Regions from separate parts of the Homo sapiens genome. Here region 2 is linked to region 1. A link is a contact called in ENCODE POLR2A ChIA-PET data. All regions are on one chromosome and are shown on one strand. The core of a region is the stretch at or near the end of the contact, and the rest is flanking DNA. Distances in the headings are between cores, read along the strand shown.

What was found. ChIA-PET counts read pairs that join two places held with the same protein, here RNA polymerase II (POLR2A).
Region 2: POLR2A ChIA-PET joins it to region 1 with 13 read pairs in activated T-cell. The contact joins the promoter of SGCB here to the promoter of TMEM33 in region 1. POLR2A ChIA-PET finds 5 or more read pairs at or near these places in 2 of 52 experiments (activated T-cell and naive thymus-derived CD4-positive, alpha-beta T cell).

Annotation. Positions count from the first base shown.
Region 1 is chr4:41,932,464-41,938,566 of GRCh38, reverse strand. It overlaps TMEM33 (transmembrane protein 33), which reads right to left and starts at 3,138. Exons shown (of 7, transcript NM_018126.3): 1 at 3,038-3,138. The coding sequence starts at 3,082. LOC105374426 (a long non-coding RNA gene) reads left to right here and starts at 3,892. Exons shown (of 3, transcript NR_188374.1): 1 at 3,892-3,961. RefSeq lists enhancers at 2,749-2,818, 2,829-2,878, 3,119-3,298.
Region 2 is chr4:52,034,665-52,041,474 of GRCh38, reverse strand. SGCB (sarcoglycan beta) reads left to right here and starts at 3,176. Exons shown (of 6, transcript NM_000232.5): 1 at 3,176-3,248. The coding sequence starts at 3,216. RefSeq lists a silencer at 2,964-3,403 and an enhancer at 3,644-3,763.

The sequences.
Region 1 (6,103 bases), core at 1,889-4,388:
TGCAAATCATGTTTTTAAGCATCAAGACTGTGTGGTTTTTATGTCTACTCAAAATATTTTAATCTTCCTCCATTTGTTTTTTTAGATCATTAGGTGAAAACTCTAAGGCAATTACATGTTTCATGTATATGCTTAATGAGAAGTCCAAACACCTTATAGTTTTCATGTGGAAAGCACAAGAAGTACTTAAACAGAAATAAATAGAAAAATATCAGCTGACATTTTAAAAAAATGCAAAGACTAATTAATTAGAAAAAATAATCTTAACAGAAATTCAACTACAATTGTCTGTGTTCCTTTAACACTTGCAATATTGGCTTCATCTATTTTAAAAGAACATTAAACAAAAACTAATTGCTCTCAAGAGATCCATATGCCTATTCTTAGCAAAAAATCTCAAATCCGAATAGGTAGGTCTCAGAGCTGAGTAAAACATCACATAAAGCCAGTTGGGATTAAAGAAACCTTTTGAAGAAGAAATATAAAACCATGATAGTAGTAACAACTAAACTCATTCGCCTTGTAATCTGCCTACATGCACAAGGGCCTGGCATACTCTAGGTGCTCAAAATGTGGCTGACAGGTATTAAATGGCCACCTGCCTCTCTGATTACACCACTCTCTTTATCACCTCCATGTTCCCCCACAAGTCTTACCCTAGTTTCGGTGGTCCTAGATTAAACTTTCCTATACCATTTTCTTCCCCCATTTTTTTCCCATTCTATCTTTCCTTTGCTGCTTTCCCCCCAATACTTATGTCTATTACCACTAAAGCAGAATCTTAAAATGTGTTTTCTCATTAAAATGTATCTTATATTCAAAAGTGGCTTTTACATTTTTTGTCTAGGATCTTCGTAATTTTAACATTGAGATCCATATACATGGATATATAAACAAAAGTTTCACAAATATTTACCCTACTGTATATAATGGATTTTGACATTTTCTATTTAATTTTTTAAAAATAGCTGGTGTTTACACTAAACTGACTTCTCAACTCACTAATGGGTCTACCTGAAGTCTAAAAACACTGCTCTATGTAATTTAATTTCATTATCTTTTGAAAAAAAAATATAAAAAATTTGAGGGAAAAATCCAAGTACATTGTAAAATTCCAGGCTGTTTTATTTTATGTCTTTTTAACCCACATGTAGGTAATTTCAGAAATATGAAATACAACTTTGATTTATCATTAAATCCAGACTTACCGTACTGTGACTCCAATAAACTGAAATGATTAGCAGTAATCAAGTGAAGGATGAATCCAGCTTACTGTGCTCAGTTTCTCAACAAATATTATGACTGGGCACCACAGCTTGAAAGTTAGTTTTAGAACATTCTCCTTAAAATCTATTTGTTCAGGTTGTTTATTCTGCAATAAATCATTGAGCTATGCGTTTCATTTTGTACACACTTATGTATATTATACAATTTTAAAAGTTTAAGAAAGTCTATTGGTATACATTTTTTAAGAGTAAACTGTCCAACCATCAGGCAAAAAAAAAAAAAAATCACTAGATCTTTGGGTGAAAAATTGTTGAGGAGCAATATTCACACAGTGTCACAGTATCATGCCAAAGAACACTTTTTAATTAGAAAGGAAAAAAGGTATCTTTACAATGGAGAAACTGGTGGACACCACCTTAATCAAATAATCAAACAAATTCTGCAATGATGGGATAAATCAATGTAAAATGCTTCCTGATATATAATATAGATATACATATTAGATGTACCTATATATGCTGCAAAACATGTCTGGACTCTTGAAAACTATCAGTATCTTAAAAGACAAAAAAGGGGAGGAGAGGGCAGAACTGTTCTAGATTAAAAGGCAGTAAACAAGATATGGCCAGTAAATTGAATGCATGCTTTCTGAGATAGGGTCTCGCTCTGTCACCCCAGGCTGGAGCGCAAAAGCACAACCCACCTCAGCCTCCTGAGTAGCTGGGACTATGCTGGGACTATAGGAGCGCACCTCCACGACCGGCTAATTTATGTTTGTTTGTTTGTTTGTTTGTTTTGAGAGAAGGTTTTGCTCTATCACCCAGGCTGGAGTGCAGTGGCGCGATCTTGGCTCACGGCAGCTTCAACTTCTCGGGCGCAAGCGATCCACCCGCCTTGGCCTCCCAAAGTGCTGAGATTACAGGCGTGAGCCACCACGCCCCGCCTAATTTCTTTGATTTCTAGTAGAGATGAGGTCTCGCTATGTTTCCAAGGCTGGTCTCTAACTCCTGAACTCAAGCGATCCTCCCGCCTTGGACTCCCAAAGTTCTGGGCTTACAGGAGTGAGCCACTGCGCCAGCCCATCGATGCATGCTTTTTGACAGAATCCCAGATGAAGAGAAAGCAGCTTTAAAGGACAATTATGGAAATTTGCACATGGATTTTATATTAGGTAATATTTCCCAAATGTGGTAACTGCATTGTGGTCACACAGAATAATACTTAACTACTTATGGATTAAAAAGTAGAGGACAGCAATGCTCCGGGCACAAATAACTTGTTAGCTCCAGATCAGCATCTTAAAAAAATTACAAAAGCATAATGATATTTCTCTTCATAAAGAACAAAGTGAAGAAGAAAAAGACCACCGCTCTCCTCCCTTTGCATAATTTCTATATACGATTGTATAAACTAGGCAGAAACGTTCTTTGCCGGCACTCGTGTGCTCCACGTGGTGTGTGTCATGGATCATGTGTGTCATGGCACAATCTCATGCGGCATCTTTAACCTTGGGGCCTACGGTAAACAAAAGACCGAGGTGGGAGAAGAGGAAAGAAGGCCCAATTTCCATGGCATACAGGTGGGGGCCACCAGCTCCAGGTCAGCCTATTGTCGCTTCAGAAACAAACTTGTAGTTCCCTCCATATCTTCGCTCAGGACCTCCCCTCTCCCCGCTCCAACTTCCCCACCCCAACTCATTAATCCCATTCCTGAATGCACTGAGCTTCTGGAACGCCTCGGGACTCGCAACGCTTCCTGCTTCTTCCTAACTCTTGCAAATCAAGCCAGACTACCCTGCCCTCGCACTTACCACAGCGCCCGCCCCTTGGGGGCCGTTCGGGGTCGTATCTGCCATGGGGGCTCACACTAGCGTCTGCGACGCCGCAACCGCGAAGAGAGAAGAAAGGGGAGAGAAAACGTCAGCGCTGGGGCCAGGACCCGGGTACCGGCTTCCCTGCCTCGCGCCACACACAGGCCGGATGCACCCTGCCGGAACTCTGAGCCTCCACCAGGGAAGGGTCTCGCTCGCCTGGTGCAGCCGACTGGATCCAGGGCACCCGCAGCAGCCGGGAGGTACCTGTCCCGCACCGCCGAGATCAAAGCGGTGTTTCCAGAAAGACGGGAGCGAAGGTGGAGCTTCGGGGTGAAGCCCTAAAGAGCCAACCTACGCCGCCGGCTCCAGGTTATTGCCGAACCCGGAAGTGCTCCTTTCATTTCCGTGGGGAAGAGGCGGTGACAAAGAGGGGGAAACGGGAGCGGTGCCCAGAGGCATGACGGGAAGTGTGGTTTTTTTCTCCTAATTTGAGCCCCACCTGTCCTTCCGCCGATTGGCCCAGTGAGCTAAGAAATCAGGATGGGGGAGCAACTTTTGCATTAAATACAGCTCACAAATGATCTTTCCTGCCCATTCTCAAACCATGAAATTTCCGCACTTCCTGATATAGAGGCCTCAGAAACATCTTTGATTCCTTTCTCCAGGGGCTTACTAAGCCCGTTGGTTCTACGTCTATTATTAATTCTTTCAATAAGTATTTATGAGGCCTGCTATGTGACAGGCTCCATACTTGGCACGGCGGATAAAAAGAGGAATATGACACAGATTGCAAAAGAGAAACAAGTAAACGGAAATCAGAGCATAGTGATTGTGTAATATGTGTAGAGGCTGATTTAATCACAGGGAGCACAGAGGACGGTACCTAAATCAGAAGGGATCTGGGGAGGTTTCCTGGAAAAGGTAAGTCCGGGCCTTGATCTTGAACGACAAAAAGTTGGCTGAAAGTGTTACTGGTGTAGGGTGTCCAAGTTCTTGGCGTTTTGAACATAGAATTGGACAAAACGCACAAAGCAAGGAAAGAATAAAGCAACAAAAGCAGAGATTTGTTGAAAATGAAAGTACACTCCAGAGTGTGGGAGAGTGAGACAGCAGCTCAAGGGCCCTGGATACAGAGTCTTCTCGGGTCCAAATACCCCCTAGAGGTTTCCCATTGGCCACTTGGAGTTCACTTCATGTAAATGAAGTGGTGGCCCGCAATCAGTCTGAATGGTTGCGCAAAGCAACCAATCAGAGGCTGAAGAAGTTACAAAGTTACACTTCTATGCAAACGTCTGATTGGTTACAAAAAGCAACCAATCAGAGGTACTTTCAATTTCCCAAATCTGCGCAGAACAGGTTGGGGCTTGCAAAGGGAGTAGTATCTGGCCCTTTATTCACTTAAGCGTGGACAGTAAGGATTTTCCTTCAATTTAGTTCTAGGAAGTCAGCGAGAAAGGGCATTAGGTTCCCTACCGCCATACCATATTCTTCTGCCTTAAAACGGGAAGGGAACTCCATACAGAGTAACAGAAAGTGCAAGAAGTAACAGGACAGCGAGAGGACTAGTTGAGTGTGACCAGAATGATGGTACCAGTCAGGGGATTGTGAAAGATTTGCGCTAGAGAGGCAGGCAGGGGTGTACTGAGGAAAGGATCTGAACTTGACCCTGAAATCCAGAGAACCATGGAACAATTTTAATCAGAAGTGTGACATCCTGAGATTTAGAAAGTTCTCTCTGGCAACAGGGTGGAGGATGAACAGAGGGGCAAATTAAAAGTCAGGAAATTCGTTGTGAAGCCATTTATATATATATAAACTAAAAATAAAATCCTAAGTAAGGGGTCTGTCGACTGACTGGATAGATCCCTTTCTTGGCCAAGGGGACCCCAGCCATGATGGGACAGGAGATCAGACATGCCTCATTATACCCCCTCCCTTTTGTAGTTTAGACACAACTGACTAGCAACTACTTAGGCGTGGAAAGTTAGGGTTTTCCTTTCAAATTAGTTCTAGGAAGTCAGCCTATGTTTAACATGTTAATGTTACAATAAAGATCATAACATTGACAGAACAAACTCTTTGTGGGAATAGGATACCAAATTATAAACAGGACCTAAGGCCATGCCAGGCAAGGGTTAAGTCATGCACCCCCTACACTTAAAAAATAAACTATGTTCTACCACAAGAGGTTTTTTTTTTCCCTCTGGCAGCTAAACAACCACTGGCCTAGAGAGAAGCAATATTAAAACAATTACAACTAATCCAGCTCACAGACACTAACTGAACCCCTGCTATACCAACCATAGCTACAGCTTTGATTGCACAAGAGACTGATTTCAGTAACGTTCTCCAGATAAGACCACTGACCATAGGCTGGTTCTGGCCACTTTACAGAGGCCATGCACTTGTGTGCCTTCGTCTCTGCTTCACCTTTTGAGGTACAGAGCCTAACTGTAATACATTAAATATTAAGTCTCCACCCCAAGGTGAACACAGGTTGTATGTAACATGCATGTTGTTCCATACGCATGTATCAGGACTACTTTTATGAATATTCATAGCTCTTCCTGTAACCTGTTGAATATGTATGTTTAGCCAACCTATTCAGCATAAAGCTCCTACCCCAGCTCCTCTTCCTTTAAAGTGCCTGTCTCTGGTCCTTGCTGGAGGCTGTGCTTCCCAGCCCATGAGAGGGCCACCTTGCAGGCTGTATCTCCTTATAAGAAATAAAGTCTCCTTTTCTGAACATATAGATCTTGTGAGTTTTAAGTTAACACATACGTGTAGGAAAGAAGTGATGAGATTCTGGATTGAGGCAGTGTTGTTGGGGAAAAGAAGAGGAAAGATGACTTGGAGGTGGCTTCTAAGATGTGGTGACTAACTAGGTATGGGTGTGTAGGAAGGGGAATGCCATCTGCTGAGACCTGAAGAAGTGTAGAAAAAAATGCATGAGAAGAGCAGTAGATTGAGAATCAAATATGAAGGGGCTAGGGAGAGGGAGTGGACTGGGGACCCACGGGAAAGCTGGCACCCTGTCGGAAAACCATGAGACTGTAATGCTCT
Region 2 (6,810 bases), core at 1,927-4,426, about 10 Mb before region 1:
TACTTTGAGGTGTCTGACTAGATGGTGATATCATTCACTAAGGGAACACAGGAGGACCAGATTGGGAAGAAAGGTTTTGAGTTCAAATTTTTCATGTGTTGAACTTGAAGTGTGTATTTGTAACACACAAACTTGGTGGCTTTAAACAACAGAAATTTGTTGTCTTACAGTTCCAGAGGTTAGAAGTAAGAAATCAGAGCCTTCTGGAGGCTCTAAGCGTATATCTGCTCCATCCCTCTTTCTTAGCTTCTGGTAGCGGTTGGCAATTATTGGTATTCCTTGCCTAGTAGAGTGATCACTCCAATCTCTGCTTCTATGTTCATATCATCTTAGTGTATGTTGCCATTCTGTCCTCTTATAAGGATAAGGGCTCATCCTAAATTCAGAGTGATCTCAAGATCCTTAAAAACATCTGTCTTAGTTCATTTGGGCTGCTATAACAGAATATGGACTAGGTGGCTTATAAACAACAGAGCTTTATTTCTCACAGTTTTGGAGGTTGGGACATCCAAGATCAACATGCTTAGAGATTTAGTGTCTGGTGAAGGCCTGTTTCCTGATTCATAGATGTCACTGTGTCCTCACATGGTGGAAGAAACAAACCAATTCTCTTGGATCTATTTTATAAAGGCACTAATCCTATTCATGAGAACTAATCATGAATAGTGATAGCTAATCACCCATCATTTCCTTCTATGATGTGAATGTGTCCCCAAAAATTCATGTTCGGAAATTTAATCTCCAATGCAACAGCATTGGGTGGTGTTGCCTTTTGAGAGCTGTTCAGGTCATAGGGGCTTGGCATTCCTCCCCTCAGGATGACAAGGTGTTCAAGGTAACATCCTGGAAACAGAGACCAGACCCTCATCAGACAACTGAACCTGCTTGGACTTCTCAGCCTCCAGAACTGTGGGAAAATAATTTTTTGTGCTTTATAAATTCTTCACTCTCAGATGGTCTGTTATAGAAGCACAAAGTGGACTAAGTCAGCTTCTAAAGGCCCTACCTCCTAATATCATCACACTGGGGGCTAAGATTTCCACATGTGAAATATTCAGGGGAGACACAAACATTCATTCTATAGCAATCTGCAAAGACTCTGTTTCAAAGTAACACCACGTTCACAGATACTGGAGGTTAGGACTTGGATATGCCTTTTTGCAGGGCACTATTCAAACCACTGCAAAGTGAACAAAGGTGTAAGTGTCTTCATAATCTGACTCATACTCCAGCCCTGGGGACCTGTGTTTTGTGCTTCCAAATGCTAATATCATGCAACAGTCAAAAGAAAGAGCAAAATTAAAGGCTGTGATGTATGGTAGAAAGAGCAAAGACTAGTCAGATGGACCTAGATTCAATACTGGCTCTTTAGGAGTTGAAAAGATGGTCAGCCATTTAACCTCTACAAGCCTTGATTTCTTCATTTGTAAAAGAGGCATTGCCAGGCACAGAGTTGACTTTAAATGTCATTATTTCAGGGGAAAAAAGGCTGACAATAGTACATTTGAAAATAACCCACATTAAAATGTGGTCATGTGAGTGAATTGGATCTCTTTAAAAGAGAATAGAAATTGGCATTAAGAATAGTGGGATGTCCTGTCAGAGATGGACATCAGCGATGAGGAAAGAATCCAAGAGAAGGTGATATTCAAATAGCCAAAGGAGCATTTGGTTTCAGGAAAATTGGCTACCAGGTATCTCACCACCTAAGTGGGAGGGAGGTTGGCAAAATCAAGTCAGGGCTTAGAAATTGGGATACTGGGCAGATTTCTAAGATATCTATTAAGTTTAATTACTGTGCTAGACATTGGAGATTAAACGATGAGTAAGACACCTACCTTCCAGATAGAACACACCATCTTTTGAATGAAATCAGCAGGTAGACAAGATAAAAATACAATGCAATCTGAAGTGCTAGAAAAGGCTAGGCACACAGTTAAGGAACAGATCTGTGGGAGCCTCTGAAGCCTTTAGAGAAAATATGACGTTTGAATAGAATAGTTCTTGAAGGATGAATAAGAGTGCGCGTGCCAGGGAAGAAGAACTTTCCCAGCAGAGAGAAAAACGCAAAGCTTAGGAATTAAGGACTAGAAGATAGGAACTCAGAATCAGTTAAAAGCCCAGTTGTGCAAATTGATCAATGAGACCACAGGCAGAATATTAACACAGAGCCTTACTGCTGACTCCTGCATCATTGGGCTTTAACTTAGAATTTTCCTGCCTAAAATGCATGTTTGTCCCACAGACTCAGAGAGGAGTGAGTCTAGAGATATGAGTCAAGTGGTTCCAGCATTTAGGAAAAAAGAAATGCAGAGAGACTGATGACCAGCTAGGTACTGACTCCCACTGAATTAGACAGTACTAGGGCCCAAAGGTGCTTATTAGAAGTGATTCAGCTACATGAGGAACAGTTGCTATTGACTTCACTGCATTTTTTTTCAGCTAAAATAATTATTGGATTATATCTACAACAGGGAACAATGAATGTCTACTCAAGTAACTCGTACATTTGAGTGGCTTCCCGGTGTTCAGTAAATGTCCGTTCAATTAGGTTCCCGAGGATATACATGGTAACACTATCTCCAACACTAAATGAAAAATCCATCCCCAGTATCGCAGGATAAAAACATCAGACTTCATAGGCCTCCGAAGTCAAGCAGCCCGAAGGATTCAACGTCCTCCTTGAGGACTCTCAGTCTTCAAGACTCCAGCCACCTAAGTGACCACTCGTTCACTTCTGCCCACGCAGTCACCACGCCGGTCCGCGTCCACTTGTGGTCTCGATATCGGCCCCTCCCACCCTAGCCAAGGAGACCTTGGTCCGAGAAACAAAGAGAGCCTCACAGCTCCGGATGGCACCGATCTTTCAGCGATGGGGAACAAAGGGGAAGGGGAGAAGCGTCCTCGATTTTTGAGGGTGCCCTTTCTGAGGAATCTGCAGGCGGCCCGGGGTGGAGCGGAATCCCCATAGGCCCCTTCTGGCCCCTGTGCAATACAACGCGCCCCAGGCCAAGGTCCTAGGTGCAGGGGCCGCCGCAGAGCCTGAGCCCGCAGGGCTGGGATGCGGGTCGTCAGGGATGCGGGCTGGGGAGGGGAGGGTGTGAGCAGCGGGTGCCCCCAGTCCCCGCCAGGGCGCAAGCGCAGGCGCGCAGGGTGCGGTCGCGGAGGGGCGGGCACAGTCGGGCGGGGAGCTCGGCGGCGGCGGGCGCGGGAAGATGGCGGCAGCGGCGGCGGCGGCTGCAGAACAGGTCTGTGAGTACCGCCGCGGCCGCGGGCTGGAGGAGCGGGGGAGGCCGCGTCCTGCCGGCTGGGCCCGCGGGAGCCCTGGCCGGGGGTGCGGGGGGCGCGGGCCGCAGGGTCTGGGTTCGGCGGGGCCGATCGGGGCGGGGCGGGGCGGGAGGAGCTGTGCCCCGCCGAGGATGCTGGCACAAGCTAGGGACCAGGAGCCAGGGGCGGCCTCGGGCTCGGCCCGGCCTGGCTGATCCTCGGAGGGGGTGAGGAGGGGTCTCCTTCCGGAGAGCCTGGGAGGCGGTCGAGCCAGCCTGGAAGCCTGCGCTGGGACGTGCCAGGGACGTACCCCGTTCAGCCGCCAGCAGAGATTTGGATAAAAATAACCGCAGCCCCAGCGAGAAGGCTCCTCTTACAAGAAACGGGTCAGCTGTTGCCCCGGTGTCAGCTTGCCATCTTTGTTTTTTGTTTCTGCCATCTCCAATATGCAGACATCCCAGATTTCCCCTCACGCTTTGGTTTTTGAAGATTTAGTCACCAGTCTAAAACTATCTCCTGTTCACTTTTAAAAATGATTTATCCAAGATTTCCTGACCTGCATTGTAAACTTGTAACTTAGAATGGTTTAAAAGGCTCCTCATCCCCCCAAAATCTAGTTATACGTATGCATACATGTACATGCATATGTGTGTGTGTTAATATATACATACACGTAATCGCTAGGGTGATTTATTGTAATACAGATAATTTTCAGTAACTTTCCCCCTTACCTAACTTACTTTTCCTTTGAACAATTATAGTAGTTTCTCTTTAAAAAGTCTCATTCTAAAACATTGTTGAAAAAAATGAGTCAAGTTTTGACCTTTGGAACGATTTTCTTAGATAATTAACTTTTTAGAGACCTATTAGATATATGTCACTGGAGGGCTCATTCTGAAGATAAAAGACGTAAAATCTCTCTTCAAGGAGCTTAAAGTCATACAGCCAAATACATGCAGAAAAAATCAGCTAAAGACAATAGGCAGGCTGCAGATTTGTAACAGTAAAATAAAACATAGAGGAATGAGTGAAACTGAAAGGAGACAAAACTTCTTGGAGTTGGTATTTAAATTGTGCCTTGGCTTTCCTCATTTCCCGCCTAAGTTATCAGCTTCTGTTTCAGATGATTGTTTTTCCATCTGGTTCTATTTTTGCTTTACACATAAGTGGGGCAGTCTGATCCGTTACTCAGTCTCCACTTCAAATTTACGCATTACGTCTCCAGCCCTGAACTTAACTGAATTTTCCATAGGCACCTCAAACTCAAAAATGTTCAAAACTGGACTCTGTCATACTTACTATTAAAAAGGCTACAACCATCCATTCACTTGTTTAACCTAGCCAGAAACTTAGGACCAAGGCCATTTTAAGGGAGCTGAGAAGGACCTGCACTTGGTTTAATGTTCTGCTGTCCTGGGCTTGAGATTTAAACAGTGAGCCCCACATTTTCTTTTCCCCCTGGGCCCCACAAATTATATAGCCAGTCCTATTTGGGAGTCATCTTCGACCCCTTTGTGCCACACTCATATCCAAACAATCACGAGATCCTGACAGTTCTACCTCTTAACACCTTTCCCCAGACTTCAGCTTCAAAGTCAAACCTCAGTCAGTACCTCATTGGGACTCTTAGAGAAACCTGCTGTTGATATCTTCACTTCTAGGCTCTTCAGTTCCAGTTCATCTCTTTTTGGAGTGATTTTACTACAATGCAAATCTGATTGTATAGGAAACCTATTTTAACTCTTCAGTAGTTCCCCTTTGCCTTCAGGATAAAGTCCATTGTTCTTGTCATGGTATTTATGTTGCTTACTGGCCCCTAAGCACATCTCTCATTGTATTTCTTGCTTCATCCCTACACCTATCCTTCTCACCATCCACATAAAGTGACCAAAATTAGTTCTCCCAGAGATGGTTGCCTCTCAAAGTCTCCATGCTTCTTCCTCTGCCTAGAGTGACCTTCTTAGCTCTTTTGCCTGGTTAACTCCTGTCCATCCTTCAAGAGTTAACTCAACCTTCAGCTTTTCTTAGAAACTTTCCCTGATGCCCTTGCCTGCTAGGTGGAGATGCATTCCTCTTCTGTACCCTTTCTGTATTGTATGCATTGCTCCACTACAGCACTTGTCATGCTTTGTGAACTGTTAGTCACCTTGTCTGTCTACCTGACTGGCCTGTAATTAAGCTCCTTGAGGGTGGACACTATGTTCATCCTGGTAGCTTGGAGCACCTGGCTTATAGTAACTATTCAATAAATGTTAAATGCATCAAGATGAAGACAGTAATGTGCATGGTTTGGCAGAGAAGAGTAAAGACTACGTCTCAGGAGGGATGAATTTTGTCCTTTCTCTCTTTTATGTGGACCTATATTCAAACTTTGGCTAACACTTTTAAGTTGCCCATCTGTTAGGGCTGTCAGAAGCCTGAGGTTCTTTTTTGGAACCTGACTACAAATTCTGTTAAGTCTTCTCTTAAAGTATCTACTTAATCTCTCCTTTTTCATCCCACTTTAGTTTAGGTCCTCTTAACCTCAATCCTCCATTACTACAACATCCCCAGCAGCTTACTTACTGGTACTCCTCTTTCTTCTCTCTCGTACAAATGCCCACACCTTTAACACTCTGAATTTGTGCTCAAAAACCTCCAGTGACTCCCAATTAAATAGAACATAAAGACTAGAATTTGTACCCTGCTGTCCAAGAACCTTCACAACCTGGCCCTACTTTTCCAACTTCCTCTTCCCTGCCTTGCCATATCTGACCCATCTACTTCTCCCCATTTCCCTAACAACTCCAGGTCATCCTGTCTCTCCTCCCTTTGAACTCTGCAGTGTGTATTGCCTAGACTATTGATTTTGGCACCTGAACATACAGAGTGCTTTATTGCATTGTTAAATATTTTATGTTAACATGTACACAAATCATATCTGTTAATACATAGAGGATAAGGACCCTTTCCTATAGTTCTTTTGTATTCCTATCTATGGAATTAGTGTTTAAGCGTAAAGTGCTTAATACATGCGTATTCAACAACTGAATTTTCTCAGAGCTTTAAGAAATAAGTAGGACAGTATCCATTTCTGCCCATTTCTTTTGTGCTCTTGATATTCAAGATTATTACCCAAAATGTCATTCAACCATAGTCTAGGTCAGAGGTTCTCAAATCATTTTGGTCTCAGGTTCTCTTTACACTCTTAAAAAATGGAGGATTCCAAAGAGCTTTGGTTTATGTGGGTTATATTCATTGATATTTACTATAGGAGAAGTTAAAATGGAGAAATTTTTAAAGTACAGGGCTATACAAGCATACATTCTGTTGAGTGATGATGCCATCACATTGGTCATGTAGCCTTTACATTCATGGGCCTAGGAGAGTAAAAACAGCAAACAGTATCTCAGTGTTATTTCAAAAATACAGCCCCCCAAAGGGTTTGTGGAACCCTCCCAGGACTCCCCACCCTGCATTTGAAAACTACTGATCTAGGGTAATGTGAGCTCTAGTCAGTGAAATTATAAGTAACAAACTATGTCAGCCTTTCCGGTCTTATTT